Regions from separate parts of the Homo sapiens genome. Here region 1 is linked to region 2. A link is an interaction called in ENCODE POLR2A ChIA-PET data of the cell type or tissue named here. Cell type or tissue: CD4-positive, alpha-beta T cell. All regions are shown on one strand. Links, peaks and the distances in the headings refer to the core of each region. The heading gives the core; the rest is flanking DNA. Region 1 has its middle 4.7 kb from the start of ARHGEF19. Region 2 overlaps EPHA2-AS1 (EPHA2 antisense RNA 1).

Region 1 (2,902 bases), core at 268-2,767, 55 kb after region 2:
GCCAGGAGGCAAGAACACGGAAGGGTAGCAGTGCAGGTCTGGAGGTCTCCAGGGAACTCCAATCCTCTCATCCAACTCCCGGACCGGCCTTGGGACACTGCCCAGATGCGTAACTGGAAGCCAGAGGACCCCAATAGGAGGAGCATCCTGGGGAACCTAGGGTCCTGGAAGGGCAGCCCTGCCTCACTCGCCCCTGCGTCCTGGACGCCCCTGCGTCCCTTGTGCGGACATAGAGCACAGCTTGGTCAGGCTGAGCAGGCTGGCACTCCAGAGCAGAGCCCCCAACCCCAGCTTGCAGATAAAGTAGAAAAGGGGGCTTGGCGGGGGCGGAGCTTAATGATGGGCGGGAACAGGCGGAAACTACAGGGAGTCCAGCCAATCCCTCCAATGGATGAGGCCAAATAAGGGGGCGGGGCTAGAGAGTGCTGAACTAGAGAGGGCTGAGCTGAAGCTTGAGGGCAGGCCAAGGGGCGTGGTCATTATGGTCATTATGTTGCGGGTGGGGCCGGGGTCCGCCTGCCTTGCTGACTGAAACAGCGTCTCCCGGTTGTCTGCCACCGCCTGCTTGGCCAGGTAGCGCTCGCGCAGTTATCTTGGTAGCCAGGGCTGGCACATCGGGCACGAGCCGGTCGTTGGGGCACAGGAAGAAGAACACTACATTCTGGGGAGAAGGGGGCCAAAAAGAGAGAATGATTGCCTTAGCGATCTTAACTCATGGAGCGCTTACCCTGAGCCAAACCCTAACCTGAAGGTTTTCCGGATATGAATTCATTTAATCCTCACAACAACTCTATGAGCTGGGGGTAATTTCTACTCCACAAGCGAAGAAACAGAAGCAGAAAGGGGTTGCCATTTGCCCAAAGACATAGAGGTATGATTCGAACCCCTTAACACTAGGAACCACGTCAGGGCAGGGCTTGTAAAAGAGCAAAGCTGGTGGGAGAGTGCTTCCTCTCGTTTCTCCTTTCTCTTGCCAAGAGATAATGTTATTATTATTTGTGATATTAATTCATTGAGCACCTACAACATGCCAGGCACAGTGCAAATGCTTGACACCGAACCTTCATAACGACCCTATGAAGTAGATCCTATTATATAATATATCCCAATTTCCAGCCGGTCGGCGGCAGAGCCTGAACTTGGAACCAAGTCTGTCCAAGACAGATGGCTGAGCCTACCTCGAAGGCGATAATGAAACCCAGATGCACATGCACAGCCAGCAGCTTCCAGTAGAAGAGGGCGAGGTTCACCCCCACGTCGCGAGAGGCCTTGTATCTGGGTTGCGGGGTCTGGAGAGGCTCTCGGATCTCGACTCCGAACCCCGCATTTCCTCCCCTCCTTCTCCCTAGAATCTGGCCCTGCCCGTTCAGCCAGTACCCTAGCCGGCTCCGCGCATTTGTCCGGGGCAGAATCAGCTCACTGCACCCCAGCCAGGCACCACCCCACCCGTCCAGTTTCGGCTCCCGGCTTCCCAGCTAGGCCCCGCCCCTCCCTCCTCAGCACCTGCCCCTCCCAGACAGGCCCCGCCCACCAAAGCTTAGCACCCGCCCTCTCCCAGGCCGGCCTCCCTCACCAAGGCTCAGCGCCGTGCTTCCCAGACAGCCCTGCCCCTCCCGCCTCAGCGTCCCGCCAACCAAGGCTCAGCGCCACGCCCTTCCCAGGAAGGCCTCGCCCACCAAAGCTCAGGGCCCCGCCCCTCCCGCCGCGCCCCTCCTCCCCAGCCTGAAGGGCAGAGTGTGTTTGCTCTGGGCCAGGTGGGCATGGGGCGCGGGTGCCCGCGTGAAATTCACAAATCCGTGCAGCTGGGTGTGGTGTTCGTACTGTTACGGGATATGCGGCAGAAGTCCGAGATGAAGGCGAGACGAAAGCCTGCAGAGCCAGAGGGCCTTCAGGGCCCAACCCCCTAACTCACCCCAACTCGGATCCAGACCCCCTCCCGTGGCAGGATGAGCCTTTGGCCCGGGATCCTAGCCTCCTCTCCCCTATTTCCCAAACTCTGACCCGGATTTCCTTCTCCAGCCCTGTATTTCCCTATTCCTGAACCCCCTTCCCCAGTCTCTGAGCTCCATCTCCCCCGCCCCCTGCCCCTGTATTCCCTTCATCTACCTCACTCCCATTCACGGTGACCTCAAGGTGTACCATGGCCTCCAGCAGGAGCAGTCAGATCCAGATGTCCAGCCGCGCCCAGCCATTGGTCGCTGGTACTTGCACAGGAACTTGTGGGCGTCCAGTCCAATCTCTACCCGGTTGTTGAGCAGAGTGAACAGGGGTGCCAGCAGGAAGGCTCCCACAAAGATGGTGATGAACCCAAACTGCAGCTCTGGCAGGCAGGGAGTGTCAGGCCCGGGGCCACCTCCCCTGTTGTGCCAGGCCCCCAGGGGCCCCACTCATGCCCAGGGCACACGCTGCTGAGCGACTGCTCCTCCATCCCTGGGTATTCATCAAACAGGCCCTGACACTTGATGAGCTCATAGTCCTTCCTTCTCCCAGTGCTGCAGCTCCTGCCCGATCTGGGTGTCCCTCTGCCCTGCCAGCTGCCACTTCTGCCACCAAGCCTTCCGTTTCCTGGAGGCAGGGCAACCAGATAATGGTCATAACAGGGCCTTGTGCTAGGAACTGCCACTTCTATCACCAGCACCCCTTAGAGGCAGGCACCATGATGATTTCCACTGTATTGATGAGGAAACACACCTGGAGAATTTGGCCCAGGCTCCCCAAATTGTAAGTGGTGGAGCCAGTGTTCAAATCCAATCTGTTAGACTCGAGTCCAGTGCTCTCAACTCTGCACTTCCCACATAGTCATTCTTGGTCTCTGAAATATCACTGCCCCCTGAAAAAAATAGTAATAGAAAGCCCTCCATTTGCAAAGCTGTTTCCTGTTGAACGCCTCATAATCCCCTCA
Region 2 (2,902 bases), core at 199-2,698:
CTCGGCTCACTGCAACCTCCACCTCCTGGGTTCAAGTGATTCTCCTGCCTCAGCCTCCCGAGTAGCTGGGACTACAGGCACGCGGCACCACGCCCAGATTTTTGTATTTTTAGTAGAGACGGGGTTTCAGCATGTTAGCCAGGATGGTCTCCATCACCCTCCCAAAGTGCTGGGATTACAGGCGTGAGCCACCACACCCAGACCCCTCTGTTCATTTCAATCCACATTTCTTGAAGGCCTGCTCTATGCCAGGCCACTTCACCTCTGTAAACTCATTTAATCCTCTCTAGCCCTGGAAGGAAAAGCTAATATTGCCTCCATTTTTGCAGAAACAACGTGAGGCTCAGAGAGAAGAAATGACTAAAATTACACAGCTGGTACATGGCAGAGGTGGAACTAAAAAGTTAAGTGTGTCTACCCCAGAGCCGAGTAGACCTGCTCTTTTTTGAACACTTCCTGGACTTTCATGCCTTTGTCCCAGCTGTGCCCTCTCCCTGGATGCCCCTTCCATCTGGGCAGCTCCTACTAGACCTGCCTTGGCATACATAACACAGGAGAACGGATTGCCAAAGGGTAGGAGAGTGCCTGGTCTATAGTGTGCGCCCAACACAGATTTGGTGAATGAATGAACACTGGGTCCAGCAGACCTGGATTCTTCCATGTAACCCACTGTGTGGCCTTGGTGGAGCCATGCGGGTGCAATAATCCTGGTTTCCACCCTTCAGGGCTGCTGCTGGGACTCAGTGAGATCATCATGTATCTAATGCCCTTTGCTCAGTGCTGGGCACACAGTCAATGCGCATTGAATCTTAGCTATTGCTACCTTTACAATCAATCAAAAGTCACTTCTGAAGAATAGACAGGGCTCCCCCAGGCCAAATAAATAATTCCTCCCGGGACAAACCCCAGCTCTCACTCCCTCCTCTTTAGGCAGGGGGCTCCCTGAAGGACAGAGACCCGGTTTTATTCCATCTTGCCGTCCCCCATGGTGCCGGGCATACAGTGGTGCCCAGTAAACGTGTGTGTTGCACAAACATGCGGTAACTAGGGCCCCATCTTTTTCAAAAGAACACACTCCCCAGGTGCAGCCGCAAAGAGAGACTGTTCAGCTGTTCAGGTGAGGTTTTGGGGTGAAACTCGTCTGAATAATAGTTTTACTGAACACAGCCTCACCCCCAACAAGGAGGCAATTTGAGGTGGGGGTGGGGAGACTTAAATGTGGGCTCCCGGGTTTTAAAGGGGGTAGCGCGGGAGGAAGCCCCCCAATAATTGCGGGGCTTCCCCCACCCCCAGAGCTGGATTAGAGGCTGCGCCACTTCCTTTGGGGCTCGCTCGCGCTTCCTGGGAGCCTTTGATGTGGGTTCTTGGTAGATCCTGCCCGCGGGGCCTGGATGCGGGCGGAGCCTCCGGGCAGGGCGGGGCCTCAGCCTGGGTCCGCACTGGGGAGGCGGCCACCCGGTAGCTTGGGCGGGTTCCGCCCACCTCCCGCCTGTATTTACAGCCCCCTTCCAACATCCCCGACTCCCTGAGGGCGCCCCTCATTCTGCTCGGCCTTGCCTTCCCCATTCGGCCACATCCTCCTCTCTCCCAACTCAGCTTCGACCCCCAAAGCCTTTCCCTAACCATCGGAACCACAGGCTTTTCTCCGGCCTCTGAGTGCCAGTCTTCAACTAGGTGTCTTTTAAAAAATCAAAAAGCATCTCATCCTACGGGATGTGTGTGAAAAAATAAAAATAAAATAAAGAAAAAGGGGGCCGGGCGCGGGAGCTCACGCCTGTAATCCCAGCACTTTGGGAGGCCTAGGCGGGCGGATCACCTGCAGTCAGGAGTTCGAGACCAGCTTGACCAAACTAGAGAAACTCCGTCTCTACTGAAAATACGAAATTAGCCGCGCATGGTGGCGCATGTCTGTAATCCTAGCTACTCTGGAGGCTGAGGCAGGGGAATCTCTTGAACCTGGGAGGTGGAGGTTGCAGTGAGCCGAGATAGCGTCATTGCACTCTTGCCTGGGCAATAACAAGAGCGAAGCTCCATCTCCAAAAAAAAAAAAAGAAGAAAGAAAAAAAGAAAAAGATAGCCCATCGCTCCTCCATTGCAGACCCAAAGGCTGTCAGCTGAATGGAAGGTGCTTCCTCACGACCTTTGGGATAAGTAAATTTGAAGTAATAGAAATAGCCAGCTGGGCGCGGTGGCTCATGCCTGTAATCCCAGCACTTTGGGAGGCTGAGGGGGGCAGATCACCTGAAGTTAGGAGCTCGAGACCAGTCTGGCCAACATGGTGAAACCCCGTCTCTACTAAAAATAATTAGCCAGGCGAGGTGGCGTGCACCTGTAATCCCAGCTACTCAAGGAGGCTGAGGCAGGAGAATAGCTTGAACCCGGGAGGCAGAGTTTGCAGTGAGCTGAGATCGCGCCATTGCACTCCAGTGAGCCGAGATCGCACCATTGCACTCCAGCCTGGGCAACAAGAGCGAAACTCCATCTCAAAAAAAAAATTTTTTTTGAAAAATAGGCCAGGCCTGCCTCAGTGCTCTTACACGTACTGTCCCCTCTGCCTGGATCAGTTTGTGCCCCTGCCCCCAAATTTTCAGGGCTGGCTCCCTCGCCTCCTTCAGATCTCTGTTTGAAGTTCAGCTCATGTCTGCCACATGTCCTAACCACCGTATTTAAAATAGCAGCCTCAGGCCAGGTGCGGTGGCTCACGTCTGTAATCCCAGCACTTTGGGAGGCCAAAGCAGGCAGATCACCTGAGGTTGGGAGTTCGAGACCAGCCTGACCAACGTGGAGAAACCACATCTCTACTAAAAATACAAAATTAGCCGGGCGTGGTGGAGCATGCCTGTAATCCCAGCGACTCTGTCTCAAAATAAAATAAAATAAAATAAATAAAATAAAATAAAAT

What was found. ChIA-PET counts read pairs that join two places held together with the same protein. Peaks named below come from ENCODE experiments on the same cell type or tissue, not always from the same donor. Only the 100,000 strongest peaks of a DNase experiment are listed, where the experiment ranks them.
Region 1: POLR2A ChIA-PET joins it to region 2 with 11 read pairs; 13 of 35 experiments call an interaction of 5 or more read pairs at or near these places.

Annotation. Positions count from the first base shown.
Region 1 is chr1:16,215,949-16,218,850 of GRCh38, forward strand. It overlaps the pseudogene ANO7L1. Among named protein-coding and RNA genes, the nearest start is that of ARHGEF19, 4.7 kb to the left of the region's middle. RefSeq lists silencers at 266-315, 1,433-1,542, 1,683-1,782 and an enhancer at 394-1,090. In CD4-positive, alpha-beta T cell, for the core only: no CTCF peak of the experiment used is centred there; DNase peaks (open chromatin) are centred at 423 and 1,573; H3K4me3 peaks cover 1,686 bases.
Region 2 is chr1:16,161,172-16,164,073 of GRCh38, forward strand. All of the region lies in intron 2 of EPHA2-AS1 (EPHA2 antisense RNA 1), which reads left to right. Among named protein-coding and RNA genes, the nearest start is that of EPHA2, 6.6 kb to the left of the region's middle. RefSeq lists enhancers at 874-1,402, 1,255-1,324, 1,263-1,557, 1,403-1,930, 1,931-2,458 and 1 more. In CD4-positive, alpha-beta T cell, for the core only: no CTCF peak of the experiment used is centred there; a DNase peak (open chromatin) is centred at 1,350; H3K4me3 peaks cover 1,093 bases; H3K27ac peaks cover 1,415 bases.